Linked DNA regions of Homo sapiens: region 2 is linked to region 1. The links are chromatin loops, found by intact Hi-C in ENCODE. Cell type or tissue: PC-9. All regions are shown on one strand. Each heading gives the region's core, and the rest is flanking DNA. Links, peaks and the distances in the headings are about the cores only. Region 1 has its middle 20 kb from the start of ADCY9. Region 2 overlaps SRL (sarcalumenin).

What was found. Hi-C counts contacts between places; a loop is a spot of excess contacts. Peaks named below come from ENCODE experiments on the same cell type or tissue, not always from the same donor. Only the 100,000 strongest peaks of a DNase experiment are listed, where the experiment ranks them.
Region 2: a loop joins it to region 1, with 9 times the contacts of the local background. A loop is called at or near these places in 2 of 110 quality-filtered maps.

Annotation. Positions count from the first base shown.
Region 1 is chr16:4,131,099-4,141,508 of GRCh38, forward strand. No RefSeq gene overlaps it. Among named protein-coding and RNA genes, the nearest start is that of ADCY9, 20 kb to the left of the region's middle. RefSeq lists enhancers at 242-743, 744-1,243, 2,315-2,855, 2,856-3,395. In PC-9, for the core only: a CTCF peak has its summit at 5,170; a DNase peak (open chromatin) is centred at 5,313; H3K4me3 peaks cover 1,154 bases; H3K27ac peaks cover 1,745 bases.
Region 2 is chr16:4,209,807-4,220,216 of GRCh38, forward strand. The region is part of intron 1 of SRL (sarcalumenin); the gene reads right to left. Among named protein-coding and RNA genes, the nearest start is that of SRL, 27 kb to the right of the region's middle. In PC-9, for the core only: no CTCF peak of the experiment used is centred there; DNase peaks (open chromatin) are centred at 3,375, 4,095 and 4,545; H3K27ac peaks cover 1,724 bases.

The sequences.
Region 1 (10,410 bases), core at 1,111-9,110:
CGAGGTCTGGAGTTTGAGACCAGCCTGGCCAACATGGTGAAACCCCGTCTCTACTAAAAATACAAAAAGTAGCCAGGCGTGGTGATGTGCGCCTGTAATCCCAGCTACTAGGGAGGCTGAGGCAGGAGAATCACTTGAACCTGGGAGGCGGAGGTTGTAGTGAGCCGAGATTGCACCACTGCATTCCAGCGTGGGGGACGGAGCGGGACTCCATCTCAAAAAAAAAAAAAAAGGGTATTTGTTACTTTAAATTAAAAATATCTTTTTCTACTTCCACTGCACAGTCATTTTTCTGGCTCTCCCCACCACACCCCTCACCCTGCACAATTACCCCTCTTGCATGTACCTCTCTAGCCGTGAATCTTCAGGGATGGGAATATGAGGTTCTTGAGATGGGATTCATCGCGGGAATGACTCCAAGAAAAGCTGCCAAGTGAGGCTTTCATTCACTTCCCCAAGATGAAAGAGCTGATCTCTCGCCTGTGTTCCCCTCACAGTCAGGACCTGCGTCTGTTATTTACCACCATGCAATTTAAAATTAGATGCGTGTCACCTGAGGCTCTAACAGCTGGAAGGCTTTAAAATTAGATGCGTGTCACCTGAGGCTCTAACATCTGGAAGGCGGTGATCCAGTCACATTTATGCCACCTGAGGGAACAATCCCGGGTAAGTAGTCCCAGCGGGGCTCAGAGGTTCAGGCTTGTCCCACACAGGGTCCAGGAAGGGCCGGCACTGGGGCAGCCTGGCTCCTGGGCCGTGGGGCTTCAATGCAGGCTGTCCGCACTTCATTGTCCCTCACCACACCTGCTACTAGAAGCCCATCGGTGACCACAGTTGGAGAGAGGGAAGGCCACACGAAGCAAGAAGTGCTGCAAAATCGTGCGATGCTGAAAAGGGAATGCTTGTTTGCAGTTTCGTTCTCCCTGGTTGAGAGCCAACTTTCTTTAATAAGCACAGTTCAAATCCTGGTAAAATCCAAAGCCTGAAACCACCTTTTCCCACCTCTTGAGTTGCACAAACGTGCATTCACAGATACCAGGGTGCAACATGCTGGGACGTTATATTACGTGTAAATCATCATACAAACACCCTGGGCTTTTGAAACATGGCTTGCAAGAGGGTTGCACCCAAACTCTTGGGCCAGGCACAGTGGCTCACGCCTGTAATCCCAGCACTTTGGGAGGCTGAGGCGAGGAGTTCATTGACATCAGGAGTTCAAGACCAGCCTGGCCAACATGGTGAAACCCTGTCTCTACTAAAAATACAAAAATTAGCTGGGCATGGTGGCAGGCACCTGTAATCCCAGCTACTTGGGAGGCTGGGGCAGGAGAATCGCTTGAACCCGGGAGGCGGAGGTTGCAGTGAGTCGAGATCGCGCCACTGCACTCCAGCCTGCGCAACAGAGTAAGAGTCAGTCTCAAAAAAAAAAAAAAAAAAAAAAAAAGAGCCCAGACACGGTGGCTCATGCCTGTAATCCCAGCACTTTGGGAGGCCAAGGTGGGTGGATCACCTGAGGTCAGGAGTTCAAAACCAGCCTGGCCAACATGGCAAAACCCCCTCTCTACTGAAAATACAAAAAATTAGCTGGGTGTGCTGGCACGCGCCTGTAATCCCAGCTACTTGGGAGGCTGAGGCAGGAGAATTGCTTGAACTCAGGAGGCGGAGGTTGGAGTGAGCCGAGGTTACGTCATTGCACTTCAGCATGGGCGACAAAGCGAGACTGTCTCAAAAAAAAAAAAAAAGGGTTGTACCCAAAGTCCTGTGAGTCTCACAGTAGTCCTGCAAGTAAGAGGACAGGACAAACCGGCCCCCTCGGACAGACAGATGCGGGCTCCGAGACTCAGAGCCAGTGTAAATGCCTCCTGGAAAGTCACAGCCATCCCATGATAGAAGAATCTGGGGCTCGAACCCCAGGTTTCTATCCCAGTGTTCCTCTCTGCTTGACCCTTAGAATAATAACCACCATTTATGGTCACTTACTCTGTGACAGTCATTTTCCACTTATTATTTCCTTTGATCCACACCACGCTTTGAGGAAATCAAATTTAGCCAATAAATACTAGAGGAAGCATTGAACTCAGGTGTGTCCTAAATTAGAAGGCCACCTTCTAATTCAGCTGCATTCAATTACTTCTCTTCCTTCCAGTTCAGTTCCACTCTTTATTTTTTTTTGAGACAGAGTCTCGCTCTGTCACCTAGGCTGGAGTGCAGTGGCACGATCTCAGCTCCCTGTAACCTCTGCCTCCCAGGCTCAAGCAATCCCTCACCTCGGCCTCCCAAGTAGCTGGGACCACAGGAACGCACCACCACATCTGGCTAATTTTTTGTATTTTTGGTAGAGACGGAGTTTTGCCATGTTGGCCACTCTTAAAAGGACACCTGTCATTGGATTTAGGGCCCACCCAGGTAATCACATCGCGAGATCCTTAGGTTAATTATATCCACAAAGACCTCATTTCCAAATAAGGTCATATTCACAGGGACTAGATTTAGGAATTGCACATGTCTTTTTGGGGGGATACTGTCCAACCTAATTCAAGGACGAGGCAGATTCAGGCCTACAGTATCCCCAGTCCTCAGTGGTAGCTGCCTCTGCCACAACCCTAGGAAGGGTCAGGCCTGGGGCAGGCAGCGGGAAGCAGAATCAGCCCTGGGCGGGTCTGGGCAACCCATCCGTCCAAGAATCAGAGACAAGGGCCAGCATGCTGGTTCCCTGGGCAGCAAGTGAGTAGAACACAGGGCCAGGCAGGGCCGAAATCGTGGTTCATGAGGCTCGGGGAGGTCGAGGAAAGCAAGCGAAACCCAGAGAACTAGGGCAGCACTGCCAGGACAGTGCTAACATCACATTCCTGGGCTCCTTAAGTCTCCCGAGAAGGTGCAAATTGCGTTAATTGCCACTGCTGAGGCCAGGCCATGGCGCCCTGCTGGGGGCTAACCTTGCGTGACCCGTCAGACCAGAGCTGGGCTTCCTCCTGGTTTGGTATCCGCTGGAGCTGTAAGGGCCCGAGGGTCACAGTGCCTCTTGCAGGAGGTATGGCCTCACCAGTGCCCAGGCAGGGACAGTGGCCATTCAGGAGTGCCCTGGTTTCCAAAGTGATAGAGGTCAGATGTGCCTGGCCACACGCAATCCTGGGCTTCATTTATATGCAACAAACCCATTATCTGCTCCCAACAAATAGGGAAGGAGGCTAAGACGTAGGCGGATGAAGGGAAAGTGCCTCCAAGACCTGCAAGTTAGGATAGAGCTGGCAGCCAGGGGTTAGGGAAGTGGAAGGAGGCCCTGCGGGTTCTGGAAGAGGACTGTGTGCAGCTACAGCAGCGGGCTTTGCAGTGGGACTGCCTGGCTTCAGACCTTGGCTCTTCAGCTTGCTGTGCAACCTTGGGATAGTTACTCAACCTCTCTCGACCTCAGTTCTCTTCCCTGTCAACCGAAGACCAAAATAGAACCTACATTATAGGGCTATTATGAGGATTAAATCAAACAAGCCAAAAAAAGCACTTCACACAATACCTGGTATGTAGTAAATACTCAACTAATGCGGGCTATTATCAACCAGCCACACTGGAGGGAAGCCTTGAAGGAGGGTGTGGTTTTCTGTGTCAGCTTGGCCAGGCTATGGTATTTGGCTGTTTGGTCAAACGCCAGTCCAGATGCTGCTGTGAAGGTATTGTTTTAGGTGTGATTAATTAATATTTATATCAGTAGACTTTCAGTAAAGGAAATCACCCTTCACAATGTAGGGGGGCTTTATCCAATCAGTTGAAGGCCTTAAGAGAAAAGACTGAGGTTCCCAGAGAAATAAGAGATTCTGCCTCCAGGCTCAAGGCTGCAGCATTGGCTGGGTGTGGTGGCTCATGCCTGTAATCCCAGCACTTTGGGAGGCTGAGGTGCGTGGATCACCTGAGGTCAGGAGCTCAAGACCAGCCTAGTCAACATGTTGAAACCCCGTCTCTATTAAAAATAGAAACATTAGCCGGGCGTGGTGGCACACTCCTGTAGGCCCAGCTACTCGGGAGGCTGAGGCAGGAGAATTGCTTGAGCCTGGGAGGCAAAGGTTGCAGTGAGCCAAGATCACGCCACTGGACTCCAGCCTGAGTGACAGAGTGAGTCTCCATCTCAAAAAAAAAAAAAAAAAAAAAAACAAAACACCAGGACTGCAGCATCAACTCTTCCCTGAGTCTCCAGCCTGCTGGGCTGCTCTACAGATTTCAGACTTGCCAGCCCCCCAATCCCATGAAACTATTTATTTATTTAGAGACAGGGTCTCACTCTGTCACCTAGGCCAGAGTGCAGTGGTGTGATCATAGCTCACTGCAGCCTTGACCTCCCAGGCTCAAGCAATCCTCCTGCCTCAGCCTGCAGAGTAGTTGGGACTATAGGTGCATGCCACCATGCTCAGATAATTTTTAAATTTTTTGTAGAGATGGGATCCCATTATGTTGTCCAGGCTGGTCTCAAGCTTCTGAGTTCAAGAGATTCTCCCATCTCAGCATCCCAAGTTGCTGGGATTATAGGCATGAGCACTGCACCTAACTGACAATTCCTTTAGGTAGGTAGGTAGCTAGAGGATAGGGATGGATGGAGGAATGGATGGATGGATGGATGGATGGATGGATGGATGGATGGTTGGTTGGTGGTTGGGTGGATGGTTGGTTGGTGGTTGGGTGGATGGATGGATGGATGGACGGTTGGTTGGATGGGTGGGTGAATGGATGGATGGGTGTGTGGATGGATAGACAGATATAGATCTAGCTATCTATCCTTCTATCTGTCCACATATCCTATCAGTTCTGTTTCTCCATAGAACTCTAATACAGTCAGATTAGTGGCCAGAAGACACAAGGACAAATGTCCCAGGCAAAGCCCAAGAGTGTGGGCTGTGCTATGGAGGATCAAACAGGCCAGTGAAGCCACCGGGCACAAGGTGCAAGAGAAGACATCAGGAAATGAAGCAGAACTGCAGGTTGTAGTCATGGTGCAAGGTGGCTCAGCAGCCAGCTGGAAGCCTTTGGAAGATGGAGAGGCAGAGAGTGAGCGTAGGGCTGTCCTTGAGGAAGAGGCATGCACAAAGCCAGCCATGCACACTCCCCAGCCGTATCTGCTGCCAAAGCGAAACCAGGATGGCTGTAGAAATTTGCTTCAAATGAAGAAACCTGTCCCTTGACGGGGACAAATGATGTCAAGCACAAGTGCAGAAGCAGACCACATTCCTGCCACACCATGGCTCAAAGTCACAAGGCAGAAACACCTGAGAAGGGGGGAAGGTCTGAAGGAGGAGCCAGGTCTGGCCACGTTCTCCTTTGGAATCTGGGTGTGGCCACCCTACATGGGGATCTGGAATGTGCCGTGCTGCAAAGTGAATTCCTGGTGCATTTTTGAGGCTCAGGTGATCCCGAAGTTATGGCTGTCATGAGAAAGCAGCACCCTGCAGACAAAAGGTTCTGGAAGGTGGGCAGTACAAGCTGGCTTCATCCAGGAGCCCTGCTCACAGCCTGGTGCTCAATGGATATCATCCCCACCGGAAGTTCTAGGAGCTGCCCTTGGTTAATGAGCCTGGCAGCTAAATGGCGTCACTTGCCAGGTCACATGGGCAAATGGCCAGCGCCTCGTTCCTGGAGACAAGGCGGAGTCATTCAGTTCTTTTGTTATTGTTGCTAGAGATGGAGTTTCACTCTTGCTGCCCAGGCTGGAGTGCAGTGGTGCAATCTCAGCTCACTGTAACCTCTGCCTCCCAGGTTCAAGCGATTATACTGCCTCAGCCTCCTGAGTAGCTGGGATTATAGGCACCCGCCACCACACCTGGCTAATTTTTGTATTTTTAGTAGAGATGGGGTTTAACCATGTTGGCCAGGCTGGTCTCGAACTCCTGACCTCATGATCCTCTCACCTCAGCCTCCTAAAGTGCTGGGATTACAGGCGTGAGCCACAGCGCCCAGCCTAACTTTTGTATTTTCAGTAGAGACAGGGTTTCACCATGTTGTCCGGGCTGGTTTCAAACTCCTGACCTCAGGTGATCTGCCCACCGCAGCCTCCCAAATTGCCGGGATTACAGGCTTGAGCCACTGCGCCTGGCCTGGAGTCATTCAGCTCCAGGGGCTTCTTTCTTCCTTACTAAACGGCTTTGTGCAGGGAGCAGAAGTTCTGCCTGCCCTTTCTAATTGCCGGTCGCAATAATATCATTCCTATTTAAGACTGAATAATATTCCATTGCATGGATAGAGCGCATTTTGTTTATTCACTCATTTGTTGATGGAAATTTGCTTTGTTTCTACCTTTTGGCTACTGTAAAGATTACTGCTATGAACATGCATGTATAGATATCTGTTTTAAGTCTCTGCTCTTTTTTGGCTTGGTGAGGTGGCTCACGCCGATAATCCCAGCACTTTGGTAGGCTGAGGTGGAAGGATCACTTGAGCCTAGGAGTTTGAGATCAGCCTGGGCAACACACAAAGACCTCATCAAAGAGAGAGAGAAGAAAGAAAAGAAAGAAAAAGAGAAAGAAAGAAGGAAGAAAGAAAGAGAGAAGAAAGAAAAGAAAGAAAAAGAGAAAGAAGAGAAAAAGAAGAAAGAAGAAAGAAAGAAAAAGAAAGAGAAAGAAAAAGAAAGGGCACTTCAAGATGATGCAGGTTGGAACAAAAAAAACCAGATTATTATTAAACTTGTTATTAAACAGCACCTAGTTTGACAACACTTGGAGTTTGCAAAATATACGGACTCTCTTGGTTGACAAACAGAAAGGGGATTCTTCCCCAGTTGCTTCCACTGTCCACAGGACAGCAAGTGGCTGTGACTGCCTAAACGCCCTCCTCCCAAGTCACATCCAGCAGTGCCCTGCCTGCCACACCACGTCATTCGTGTCATTTCTCCCACAGGCAGCCCCTTCCTTTGTGTCAATCAAAAGCTGATGGGCACCCGGCAGGCAGCCGGTTTGCTTCTGTCGGCAGCAAATGCTGTCCACATTTCAGACCACTAGTGAAAGTGGAAAAGAAATTATTACCATATGAAGTTTCCTTGATGAAAGCAGATTTAAATTCAGCCTTCATCCCCAAATTTTCAACACTACTTTGACAGTGGTTTATCTATTCCATTTTATTTTTTATTTTTTTGAGACAGAGTTTCACTCTTGTTGCCCAGGCTGGAGTGCAATGGCGCGATCTTGGCTCGCTGCAACCTCCGTCTCCCAGTTTCAAGTGATTCTCCTGCCTCAGCCTCCCAAGTAGCTACGATTACAGGCGCCCGCCACCACACCCGGCTAATTTTGTATTTTTAGTAGAGATGGGGTTTCACCATGTTGGCCAAGCTGGTCTCAAACTCCTGACCTCAGGTGATCCGCCCGCCTTGGCCTCCCAAAGTTGACAGTAGTTTATTTTAATACGTAACTTTGAGTCATGGAATAACTGCAGAATATGCAACATATTTTTAAATTGTTTATCTGATCGTGGTGTCAAAATCCCAGTGATCAATTCATTAGGTTTGCTTGACTCCCAGAATTAATACATATTAATAAATATTTTGTTGAGTACCACTATGGTCTGAATGTTTCTGTCTCCAACAAAATCTATAGCCTCAGAGGTGATAGTGTTAGGAGGTGGGATTTTTGGGAGGTGATCAGGTCATGAGGTTGACGCCCTTATGAACAGGATTAGTGCCCTTATAAGAGGCTCCAGAGCTGCCAAGCCCCGCCCACCATCCGAGATCTCAGCAAGAAGTCACCTCTATGAACCAGGAAGCAGCCCTCACCAGACACTGAATCTGCCAGCACTTAATCTTGGACTTCCCAGCCTCCAGAACCTCGAGAAAAAAAAATTTAAGAGATAGGTTCCGGCTTTGTCCCCCAGGCTGGAATGCAGTGATGCAATCATTGTGGCTCACTGCCGCCTCAAGCTCCTGGACTCAACAGATCCTACCACCTCAGCCTCCCCAGTAGCAGGGACCACAGAAATGCACTGCTGCACCCAGCTGATGTTTTTTATTCTTTATTTTTGTAGAGATGGGGTCTTGCCATCTTGCCCAGGCCTACAGGCATGCACCACCATGCCTGGCTTCCAACCATAATTAATTCTATCAAGACAAGCAGAAAACTCACTTGGACATGGGTGCTGTTTTTTCGTTTATTTTGCCATATGACTAGACTGGGTTGTCAAGAAACATCCATTCCTCTGTGCTACCTGTGTTCAAGGAAAGGAAGATAACAACTGAGATAAAGTCTGACTTTTCAATCTAGAAAATTCCCCTTCTGGCAGCAAATGCTAGTCAGGAAGCAAGGCTGGAAAACACACACACAAAAGGTGTGAGATCAGTTGGTAGAAAAAGGCAATGCAGACCACGTCTGTGTGCAAGGCTGAGTCCAAGACCAAGTGTTGGCTCCTCACCCTGTGGTCCCAGATACACCTGCCATCCCCGCCAGGGCAATGACAGAAACACCACAAAAGGCTGTATCAGGCCAGGTGTGGTGGCTCACGCCTGTAATCCCAGCACTTTGGGAGGCTGAGGGAGGTGGATTGCTTGAGGCCAGGAGTTCAAGACCAGCCTGGGAAACATGATGAAACCCCATCTCTACAAAAAATACAAAAATTAGCTGAGCGTGATGGCGTGTGCCTGTAGTTCCAGGTGCTAGGGAGGCCGAGGTGGGAGGATCACCAGAGCCTGGGGAGTTAGAGGCTGCAGCGAGCCATGATTGCACCACTGCACTCCAGCCTGAGCAACAGAGTAAGACCCTGTCTCAAAAAAAATAAATAAATAAAAAGGTAGGCTTGTGCAAAACTGAAGCACATGAAGTCCATCTGTCCCTTTTGCTTCTGTGTGTCTGTCTCTCTCAATGAGTTGATTGCCCGTTGATCACACCCAGCCAGTGGGGTCCAGAAGACAGGACACTGGACCTGAGATTGAATCCCAGCTCTGAAAGTTGCCACCTAGATACCTCAGGCAAAGCCTGGTTTACCTCTCTGGGGAGGTAAACTCTGGGGAGGATTTCCCCCTCCTGAATAAGATGGTAAGGACTTGCTAAGGGAAAGCCCTTCATTCCTTCACCCTTCCTCTTCTTTCTGCCTGGAACATCAGTGTGAGGTGTGGAGGTACAGCAGCCATCTTGCAACCATGAGACAAGAGGCTTGAGAATGAGGTCTATGCTAAGGACAGAGGAACAGAAAAATGAGAAGAGCCTGGGTTCTTGATGGCATCAATAGTCATTAATACTGATATGGTTTGGATCTGTGTCCCCACCCAAATCTCATGTTGAAATGTAATCCCCAGTGCTGGAGGTAGGGTCTGGTGGGAGGTGATTAGATCATGGGGCGGTTTCTCATAGTTTAACACCATCTCGCTTTGGTGCTGTTGTTATGATAGTGACAGTGATCGGTGGAGCAGGAACAAGAGAGACAGCACCTCCCCTCTCTCTTTCTCCTGCTTCTGCTTCAACCATGTAGGACAAGCCTGCTTCGCTTCACCTTCCACCATGATTGGAGGTTTCCTAAGGCCTCCCTGGAAGCTGAGCAGATGGCAGCACCACGCTTCCTGTACAGTCTATGGAACTGTGAACAAATTCAATCTCTTTTCTTTATAAATTACCCAGCCTCAGGCATTTCTTTATAGCAATGTGAGAATGAACCAATACAGATACCAGCACCAAAGTGCCTACCGTGAACTTTTTCCTACCCAGGAAAAAGGAATTCTTTATTATCATCAGCCTCTAAAACAGGGCTTTCTGTTACTTGCCTCTGTATGAACTCCAAACTGACACGCTATCTAATTTATGCTGAGAGCACAGCTAGGGAACATGCCCAGGCATGCGGCTTTTACCTACTGAGCTGGACAAGATTGTGGAAGTGAAAGTAAAATTTGAAGATTGGATGAAAGATGTTAAAATCATGGGAAGGCTGAATAATTTGAGAATACTCAGACATCTCATAGGTGAGGAAAATGACAGTATTAACATTAATACAAAGAAGGTGATCAGTCAAAACATTCCTCACGAGAAAAGGTCCTTTGGCAAATACTTTCCTTTAAAGTAAATGAATATAACAGGCCAGGCACAGGGCTCACGCCTGTAATCCCAGCACTTTGGGAGGCTGAGGTGGGCGGATCACCTGAGGTCAGGAATTGGAGACCAGCCTGGCCAACATGGCAAAACCCCATCTCTACTAAAAAATACAAAAATTAGTCAGGAGTTGTGGCGCACACCTGTAGTCCCAGCTACTTGGGAGGCTGAGGTGGGAGAATCGCTTGAATCTGGGAGTCGGAGGTTGCAGTGAGCTGAGATCTCACCACTGCACTCCAGCCTGGGCGGCAGAGTGAGACTCCACCACAGCCAAAAAAAAAAAAAAAAGAAAGAAAAAGTGAATGAGACTGACTAGTTAATCAAGCCTTTCCAGCCTTCCACATGAGCCCAATAAATTGACCTCTCAGCCTGA
Region 2 (10,410 bases), core at 1,311-9,310, 79 kb after region 1:
AGCTGAATAAGTGAAAGTCCAGAGATCTTTGCCCTGCCCTAGATACATCACCACTAGGTAGTTAATGGGTGACCGGAACCCAGAACTGCCCAGTCCCTGTCCAGGCTTCCATGCCATGCTGTGCTTAGCAGGGCACAGGGGACCCCTTCCTGCTGGAATCTCAGCTCCTGCCTGCACGTGCCTTCTCTTCAGGCTCAAGCTCCGTACTGGTCCTGGCTCCTGATTTGCAGGAATCCAATTTAATTCTGTGTTCCCAGGGCCTGGCACCCTGCCTGACCCACAGAAAGTGCTGGAAGAGGTCCGCGGTCAGATTGGGGTACCAAAACGAATTCCTGGTCCCTTAGTGGGGGACAGGACAGGGAGCTGACTGTTGCTCAGTTTAATCTCCTTTCATCACCACCTACATACCTGTAAGTCCTGACTCCTTCACCTACATCTCTATCTCTCCACCTTCCACCCCTGCAGAAAAATCTATGGTGGGAATTTGGTTTAATCAGAAGAGACTGAATGTCCTCTGAACAGCAGGATACGTATAATGTATATGACATACATCTGTATGTACATATCTGAGATACAGCCTGCCAGGCAATGCTTAAGCACTTTATATATAAAACAGTATCTTCATCATACTGAATTTTCTTAATCTTACTTGTTTTGGTAAAATGAGTATTACTCATATCTTTTTTTTTTTTTTTTTTTTTGAGACAAGGTCTCACTCTGTCACCCAGGCTGGAGTGCAGTGAACGCGATCTCGGTTCACTGTAATCTCCACCTCCCGGGTTCAAGCGATTCTTCTGCCTCAGCCTCCCGAGTAGCTGGAATTACAGGCGCATGCTAAGTTAATTTTTGTATTTTTAATAGAGACAGGGTTTCACCATGTTGGCTAGGCTGGTCTTGAACTCCTGATCTCAAGGGATCCACCCACCTCAGCCTCTCAAAGTGCTGGGATTACAGGCATGAGCCACCACACCCAGCCTCATATCTCTATTTTTACAGATGAGAAGTCTGGAACCAGAGACATTGAGGCCCTTGTTGAATGTCACACAGCTAATAACTGGCTTGGGCCATGTGACTTCAGAGCCACAGTATCCCCCGGGAGCCTGTTAGAGACGCAGACTTTTAAGCCCCAGCCTGGACCCATTGAATCAGAATCTGCATTTTAACAAAATGGCCAGGTGATTCCTGTGCACATTACAGTCTGAGAAGCGCTGGGCTACACTGCCTCACAAACTGCCCCTCAGCCAGCGACTCTCAGCATTGGCTGCATATTGAAATCACCTGCTTCTTGGTCCCATGCTTCCCTTTCTCTGCAGTTTTGATTTAAATAATCCAGGGTATAGCACCAGCATCATGATTAAAAAAAAAAAAAGTTCTTAGGTAACACACAAAGTTGCAAACCACTGCAACTACCAAATCAAATAATCTTGACCCCCAGGCTTCAGCTCCCAGGCCCTCCCTACTCGCAGGCCCACCCCACTAAGGATCCCCATTGTGGGCTCCCACGTTGGGGGGGGTCTCCTAGGGCCTGGCATTTGCCTTTGGAACAGCAGTAGTTAAGGCTTCTCCTCTGGGAATCCAGCCCTTTCCATGGGCTCCTGTTGTCCTTCAATGATGATGGTGATGACCGTGCCGATGATGAGGATCGTGATGATGATGATGATGGTGATGATGGTGATGGTGATGACCATGCTAATGATGAGGATCGTGATGATGATGATGGTGATGATGATGGTGATGACCGTGCCGATGATGAGGATCGTGATGATGATGATGATGGTGATGATGGTGATGGTGATGACCGTGCCGATGATGAGGGTCGTGATGATGATGATGATGGTGATGATGATGGTGATGACCGTGCCGATGATGAGGATCGTGATGATGATGATGATGGTGATGATGGTGATGGTGATGACCGTGCCGATGATGAGGATCGTGATGATGATGATGATGGTGATGATGATGGTGGTGACTATGCTGATGATGAGGATCGTGATGATGATGATGATGGCAGCAATGGTGGTGATGATGATGATGGTGATGACGACGATGACGACGATGGTGATGATGGTGAGAGTGATGATGACAATGATGATGAGAATGATAGTGGTGATAATGATACTGAGTTGAATGAACTCTAGGTCTGATGTCCTATAACATTTCTGACAGTCTCAAAAGCCGTTTTCCCTGGTAAAGGTGAGAGGGCCACACAGTCCCAAGGGGGATGAAAGTTCCAAATGTTGGAGGTTCACCGTGACCATGACCTTCACACTGCTGTGTGTTTCCACTCCTGCGCCCTGGGCAGGAAGCAAGGTGTGTGCATATGTGTATGCACATTTATATTCAAGCTCTTCCCTGGTTTTCACAACTTAGGGCTGAGCTTCCCCTGAACTTCTGCTAAACAATTTGGAGTAAAAAGGACTGAGGATAATGGCTTCTTACACTGTGACCTTTCTCCCAGGCTAAAAATAACTGCTCCAACAGAAAGTCTCTCAATGAAACAAGCTGTCCCATTGGGCCCCAGAGCTCACTCCCCAGGAAGCAGCTGTGCCACTGGACCCAGTTCTCCTCTTGGAGGCGCAGACAGAGGTGTGGGAGCCTCCGATTACACTCACTTCCATCGCATGACATCTCACTTCAATCCTGGGAAATCAAGGCTGGTGTCTTTCCCACCTCCCTTGCTTCTTGCCGAAGCACCCTATTGGCCCTGGAGCAGGGAGGCCGCAGAGGACCCAGGACACCCTGGAGAGGTGAATCCCCAGTAAGATGAGTCTTGGTCTATCCTGGGACATGAAGTACCGCACTGTATGTGCTGCTGCCAGGGTGGCCCCCCCGACTCCGGCCAGGCCAGGCCCGGGACTGACGTCAGGGCACAGGAATAGCAGGCCCCAACTCTGCCCAGAGACCATGGGAAGGCCCCACCCCACTCACACCCAGTCCAAGCACAACACACAACAATCCTGCTTCTCCCACCAGCCCCTCTGCCACCAGCCTTTCTCGGGGGGCCAGCTTTCCAGCAGGTCCCACCAGCCCCACAGCCTCAGGGCAGGCCCAGGCTCAGTCCCTCTCTCCTCTCTCCATCACCAACCAAATGCCCTGATTTTGTTTCTTCAGCCCTGTCTCTTTCCAAAGCACTTCTACATGGACTCAGAGGACTATGGAGTTGCCAAGGGCCCTCGTGAGTCCAACTGTAAAGGAGGACGCTCTGGCCAGATACCTTCAGAGACTTGCCCAAGATTGGGGCAGGGGTGGGACAGAGTCCAAATATATGAACCTTAGTCTGGAGTTCTTTTTGCCCCCATGGAGTTCACAAACCATGTCCCATGAAGTGCTAGGGTTCCATAGAAGTGACTCATGGGGTGAGGAAAGATCAAACAGCAGAGACAGCCACCCACTTTGTACTTCCTGCTCTCCTTGAATTTGTCTGCCCCAGTGTCCACAGAGAAAGACTGCAGGGAGATTGGCAAGCCCTGCTCCTTTACTCTCCTCGCTTCTTCCTTCAAAATATTAGTATCTGCCTTGAGCCTCCTATCCATTATTTTCTCCAACGTCCCAAGACATCCTGCTTACAGCATCTTTTTTTTTCTTTTTCTTTTTCTTTTTTTTTTTTTTTTTTTTTTTTTTGAGACAGGTCTTGCTGTCGCCCAGGTTGGGGTTCAATGGCACAATGACACCTCACTGCAGCCTCCACCTCCTGGGCTCAAGGGATCCTCCCACCTCAGCTCCCCCAAACAGCTGGAACTCCATGTGTGTGCCACCACATCCAGCTGATTTTTTTCATTTTTGTAGAGATGAGGTCTCGCTATGTTGCCCAGGCTGGTCTCAAACTCCTGGCCTCAAGCGATCCTCCCACCTCAGCCTCCCAAAGTGCTGGGATTACAGGTGTGAACCACGCTTACAGCATATTTTCACTTTGCCAGTCCACACGTGCCAGGCTCTCAGCTGGGTCATCTCCTGCCCTCACGTAGGACTCCATCTTTCCAAGGTAGTTTCCTGTGCTTATTCTTCTCTGATGCTCCTAGCAGCCCTCTGAGGCAGAAAAAGCAAGGGTTGTTAACCTCTCTTGAAATGAGGAAACAAACACACGGAAGTCAAGTCGTTTGCCTCACAAGTCATTCCAGGGATGGGCTGGAACTCAGGCCAAGAGACAGAACAAAGCTCCCTGGGAGCGACCATGACCTGCTGAGCTGTTCAAGCCCAGATACCCAGCTTCTGGGGCTGGGTCAACGTGTACCTGTGTGTTTCACAAGGGGATTCTACAGAACACCAGCATTTCGGACCCTCTGCACTAGCCATCCTCAGTACCAAGGGCCAGGAAGCTCTGTCTTGAAGTTGAAACTAGAGATGGAGAGAATAGAGGTCAGGACCTGTTTTCAGCCCACCTCTGGGTGTTGAATGTATTCAGTGCCTTCGTGCAATCAAATGTAGATTCTATTCCAGCCCGTCCAAGTCTCCTTAGCACATGTTTATAACAAGTACCTGCCAAGGTTATTCTTCCACATGACTTCTCATCCATTTGAACTAGAGCTAGCAAGTCCAAAGTCATGCGTAAGTAAAATACCTCTGACCATTACTCATACACAGTTATGCAAATCAGTCATTAGTAACAGAATCCCCAGCGGGGGCAGGAATCACTCTCCAAATCTCTGCCTGGTTCATCTGTCCCAGAGAGTGAGGAGCACCAGCCATGGCATACATGTGAGCCCCATGTCTTGCCCCCATCCACCCCCCGCCCCACGTTTTGGCTCTCATTGGCTGTATATTAAGTGCAGCAGGGAGCAATTCAGAAAACAGAGTTCATGCCGCAGAGCAGGCAGCCTGCCCCCTTCCTTGTTCTAGATCTTGTCTCTGAACACTCGTGGACCGGGCAAACGTGGGCCAGCAGCCTCTTCTGGTGTCCTGTTTTTCCTTGACTTTATCCTACTGGGTAAACATTCACTGCTCAGGACCCCTTGCTCTTCCACTTTTTTTTTTTTTTTTAGACGAAGTCTCATTCTGTCGCCCAGGGTGGAGTACAGTGGTGCGATCTTGGCTCACTGCAACCTCTGCCTCCTGGGTTCAAGCGATTCTCCTGCCTCAGCCTCCCGAGTAGCTGGGATTACAGGTGCCTGCCACCACTCCTGGCTAATTTTTGTATTTTTAGTAGAGACAGGGTTTCACCATGTTGGCCAGGCTGGTCTCAAACTCTTGACCTCAGGTGATCCACCCGCCTCAGCCTCCCAAAGTGCTGGGATTACAGGCATGAGCCACTGCACCCGGCCTCTTCCACTTCTTAGATGAAGTCTTAGGACAACTTTGCAGAAGGCTGTTGCCCATAAGGACCCGAGAAGAGAAATTCTGGCTGGAGGAAGGCTTGTCTGCATTCTCCCAGGACCCCTGAGGTCCTCTTCTGCCATTCTCTCAGCCTTTCCCTCTTCTCCCAACATGGGCGACCAGAGTGCAGGGGCTGAGGCAGCCATTCTTGGAAGGCTTCTTTGGCTTCCTGGCCATGCTCCTAAAGTCAAGGCTAATCCCACTGGGACAGCTTGTCCCTGGCTGGACTCTAGCCCTTAAAATGATTCATCCAGGGAATCAGATACAATGACAAAAGTATGACAGGGTACAATGACAAAGGTAGCAATCAGAAAGAACCTTGGGATTTGGGGGTCCAGAGAGATCTTCTGATAGACCAACTGGCTTGATTTCACTCATGAACAAAACCCCAAAACCCTGGTAAGTGCTTGTCCCAAGGCCATGGGGCTAGTTAAGGTAGTAGGCAGCAGTCTGCTTCTAGAACTCAGCTCTCTATGGACGCTCTCCCAGCAGTGGGCCAGCCAATAAGAGGGTCTAAGTCTACCCTAGGACAGTGATTTCTTAGCCCACCCTCTTCTACTCTTCAATAACAACTGTTTTAGGCTGGACGCAGTGGCTCTGAGAGCCCATGGCTCACACCTGTAATCCCAGCACTTTGGGAGGCCGAGGTGAGAGGATCCCTAGAGCCCAGGAGTTTGAAACCAGCCTGGGTAACAAAGCAAGACCTCTGTCTTGCTTACTACTTGCTTTGTCTTACTACTGGCCCATCTTTCCAAAAAATTTTAAAATTAGCTTGGCATGGTAGCGTGCGCCTGTGGTCCCAGCTACTGGGGAGGCTGTGGTTGACGGACCTCTTGAGCCTAGGAGTTTGAAGTTGCAATAAGCTTTGATAACACCACTATACTCCAGCCTAGGCAACAGAGGGAGACCCTGTCTCAAAAAAAAAAAGGATTAAGACTTCAGCACAATTGTTTTTAACCCATAGAGTCCTGAGAATTGACAGAATAACTTCACTCCTCACCCCACCTCCAATTCCTGGGAATTCTTGGTTTGGGAGGTAGAAAGAAATTACCAGAAATCCCACAACCATCATATATATACATGCTTGTCACTGATGCCTGGAGGAGTCATCAGTATAAATGACTATTCACTTTTATTTTATTTTATTTTTATTTTATGTATTTATTTATTTTTTGAGACAGCATCTCTGTCACTCAGGCTGGAGTACAGTGGTACAATCTCAGCTCACTGCAACCTCTGCCTCCTAGATTCAAGCGATTCTCCTGCCTCAGCCTCCTGAGTAGCCGGGACCACAAGTGCACGCAACCACACTCGGCTAATTTTTGTATTTTTTGTAGAGATGGGGTTTCACCACGTTTGCCAGGCTGGTCTCAAACTCTGGACCTCAAGTGATCCACCCGCCTCAAGTTCCCAAAGTGCTGGGATTATAGGCATGAGCCACGATGCCCAGCCACTATTCACTTTAAAAAGACAAATACCTCAGAAAGAGCAAAACATTATATCCTAACCCCTCAGTATGAGTCAATCACTAGCAGGGATACTCTATAGAGCACTCAGTTTTTCCAGAGATCAGCCGTGCCTGCAGTGAACAGAAATCCTTGCAGAAGGCCTTGGGCCTGCTGCCTCCCTTCAGAGGGGCCGAGCTGGGGAGGAAAGGGAAAGGAAGGGGAAAGGGATGCAGGCTGGGTTCTGAGACAGACCAAGGCAGGTGGCTGGCTTCCCCCCACATCCCAGTCCGAAGAAATCCAATCTCCCTGGGATCTGTGGGGATGAGGTGCTGGTCTAACTTTTGGGCCCCAGACAGGAAAAGACTTACTGGAAGCCAAGGGAGCGTGGCTCCCGCAGGTCTCAGTCTAACAGCTATCCTGGGTTAAAGTCAGAGCCATCTCCAGCTTGGCAGGTGAAGGGGTCAAGGAATCTGGGCCCACCCCATCCCCAATCCAGGGAAGCTGGAGGGAATCTTCTTGAGAAACGTGGGAGCTTGGGAAATGGGTGTGACACCTTCCCTAGCCTGAGCCAGGCCCACGGCTATGCCTTTTCTTTCTTCCTGGGGCTGAGGCTCCAGCCTCCTAGATAGTGGCTGGTCTCTCTGAATGCACCTGGAAGTCAGGAAAGCTGGGTTCTGCCCCTTACTCTTTTTCTTTTTTTACAGACCCTGTCCCTTAGAGACAGGGTCTTGCTCTGTCACCTGGACTGGAGTGCAGCAGTGTGACGAAAGCTCACTGCAGCCTTCCTACTTGTCACACTTCAGCCTCCAGAGTAGCTGGGACTACAGGCACGCGCCACCATGCCTGGCTAATTGTTTTATTTTTTGTAAAGACAGGGTCTCACTATGTTGCCCAGGCTGGTCTCAAACTTCTGGGCTCAAGCGATCCTCCAGCCTTAGCGTCTCAAAGTGCTGGGATTACAGGCGTGAGCCACTGGCCCCTCCCCTGCTGTCTTACCACTGGCGCCCCCACCCCCCGCTGTCTTACTACCCAGCGAAGTAACCTTGGGTTGCTCCTTACTCCCTCTGCACACAACTTTATTCGCCCATAAAATGTAGATAACAATACCTGCTTTGCCAGCCCCATCAGAGCGTTTTAAACATCAGGTGGTGCTCAGAAGCATTTCAATAAATGTCAGCTATGAGCATCATTCTTTCCTAGAAGAGCAAAGACACCAGGCCAAATCCCAAATTTGCTGAGTGGGCCACAGCAGAGCCAGCTTCGGACAGGAGCCGAGCCAGCTGGCCCTTCACGCTGTTCCTTTAGCCCTCCGGGTCTGGGGGCTCAGTCAGGGGGCCCGGAGCCATCCATCCTTCTGCCAGGGACTCCTCCTCCCTGGCTGCCAGCCAGAGGCAGCTCAGGCGAGGAGCTGCAGGGTGCCTGGGGGTGAGCCCTGCGCTCTTGGTGAAGTTCTGGCTGGTCTGGGAACGGAGCAGGCTGAGCTGTCAACACTCCCAGGGGCCAGGAGCTCGTTCTGCTGATCCCAAAGTTAACCCCTGCAGTCCCTGACTCCAGCCTCAGTCAGCCCTGATTCACCAGCAACATCTGAGGCCACATGTGGCCTCCCCTTTCCCCACCACGTCCCATCCCTTCTGTCCAGTCACTGAAGTGAGGTGACCCCGCACTTCACCCCAACGCAAACGCGCACTCAGGAAGTTTAAACAGACCCATTCTAAGGGCCACGTCTTTCTGAGAATGGGAGGGAAGCCCTTTCCGAAGGCAGAGGACCGGTAAGGGCCCTTCAAAGCTCTCTGAAACAGCAACACGGTCGGAGGGAGGTCATTAGCAGTGCTGTGTGGCTTCCTCATCCTCATGGTAAGTGAGCACTGGGAGTAAGACAATCAGCCCTTCAGAAACCACTCGGGCCTGGAGAACGCAGCCAGGGCTGAGCCACAGAGATGGGGCAGGAGCAGTTCTGGCCTCCAATATACAGCGGCGCTTTGCTCCTCTCGCACAAGTGAAATCACAGCTGATGTCTCCATGGCTTTGAAGAGCCTCACACACAGGCCCGCTGGACCACGTGGGCCCTGCTCCTCCATCACCAGCAGCTCTGTCCCCATTAGCAGAGCAGGTGAGAGGAAATGCCACACCCAGAGTGCCAGACAACAGGGCGCACAGCCCCCAACCTGCTCAGCCGGGGAGGTGTCCTCAGCCATCTCTCCTACAACTGCCAGGAAGACCACAGAAGCCGGCGGTTCCCAAGTCTACGCAGAGTTAGTTAAGGAGGAAGGCCAGGCCTCTGGCAGAGCTAGGGCAGCAAGAATACACAAATGTCCTGCCCATGTGCCCCAGCTCATAGACCTCTCTGGAAAAACTTCTGCCTAGACACCAAAAGGCCAGATTTTTCAACCTTCTTTCCCAGAGGGTGTCACCGAATCCATGACAGATGGGCCCCACCGCCAGGTCCTGGCATTCATGGCCCCAGGTCTCATCTTATTTATCCTTATGGTTATTTTTGCATTCAAGGCTCTAGAATCAGAAAGAAACTTAGAAAGTAACTAGCCCAACTCTTTAGCCCAACTCTTTCTTTTCACAGAGGAGGAAACCAATGCCCAGAGAGGAAAAAGGAGCTTGCCAGAAGTCGCCAGTGCACTGGGACAAAGCTAGAACTAGAGACAAGGTCTCCTGACCCCGCAGCCGTAGTCTTCCCATAGGGGGCCCAGACAAATACAACTTCCCCTTCTCCCAGACGTTTCTAAGCTTTGGATGCTCACATCCTGCCCTGTCCCTGGGAGCTGGGGCCCCTGGATTGCTCATCTGTCCCCCTATTGTTCCTACAAAGGACAGCCCCTTGGTGAGTCTCAGAGGGCTGTGTCGGGGCAGCCACAGTAGTGTCAGGCTGGCGCCCTGAGCACAGCTTTTTTTTTGAGACAGTCTCGCTCTATCACCCAGGCTGGAGTGCAGTAGCGCGATATCGGCTCACTGCAACGTCCACCTCCCAGTTTCAAGCCACTGATTCTCCTGCCTCAGCCTGTTGAGTAGCTGGGACTACAGGTGCATGCCACCATGCCTAGGTAATATTTTTTATATTTTTAGTAGAGATGGGGTTTCACCATGTTGCCCAGGCTGGTCTCAAACTCCTGCACTCAAGTGATCCTCCCGCCTTGGCCTCCCAAAGTGCTGAGGTTACAGGTGTGAGCCACCACGCCTGGCCTGTATGGAGATTTTAGGAAGGACCCAGGGTGAGGGTTAGCTCCCTGCATTCAGCATTAAGTCTGTGGTATTCCTGGCGTCAGCAGAGGCATGCAGGAATGGTTGTCATCACCACCAAGAGACAAAGGACAGTTGGTTCCATGAGGGCTGTGTGAGATCAGCTCTTAGCTATCTGAGTTCAAGGTGGCAGAGGCCAAAAGAAGATGGGACCAGAAGAGCATTCCAGCGTCTGGGTCATTAGAGAAGGGAAGACCCTCCCAGCCCACCTTGCCGCTCCGTGAACAGTACAAACTCTGGATGCCTCCAGAGCAAATCTGACCATTACCCTGAATTTTCACTCCAGAGTACAGGTGTCCAGAACACCCAGCCACCCTAAGGGGAACCATCCTAGAAATCTCACGTCTAGGCCAGGTGTGGAGGCTCATGCCTATAATCCCAGTACTCTGGGAGGCCAGAT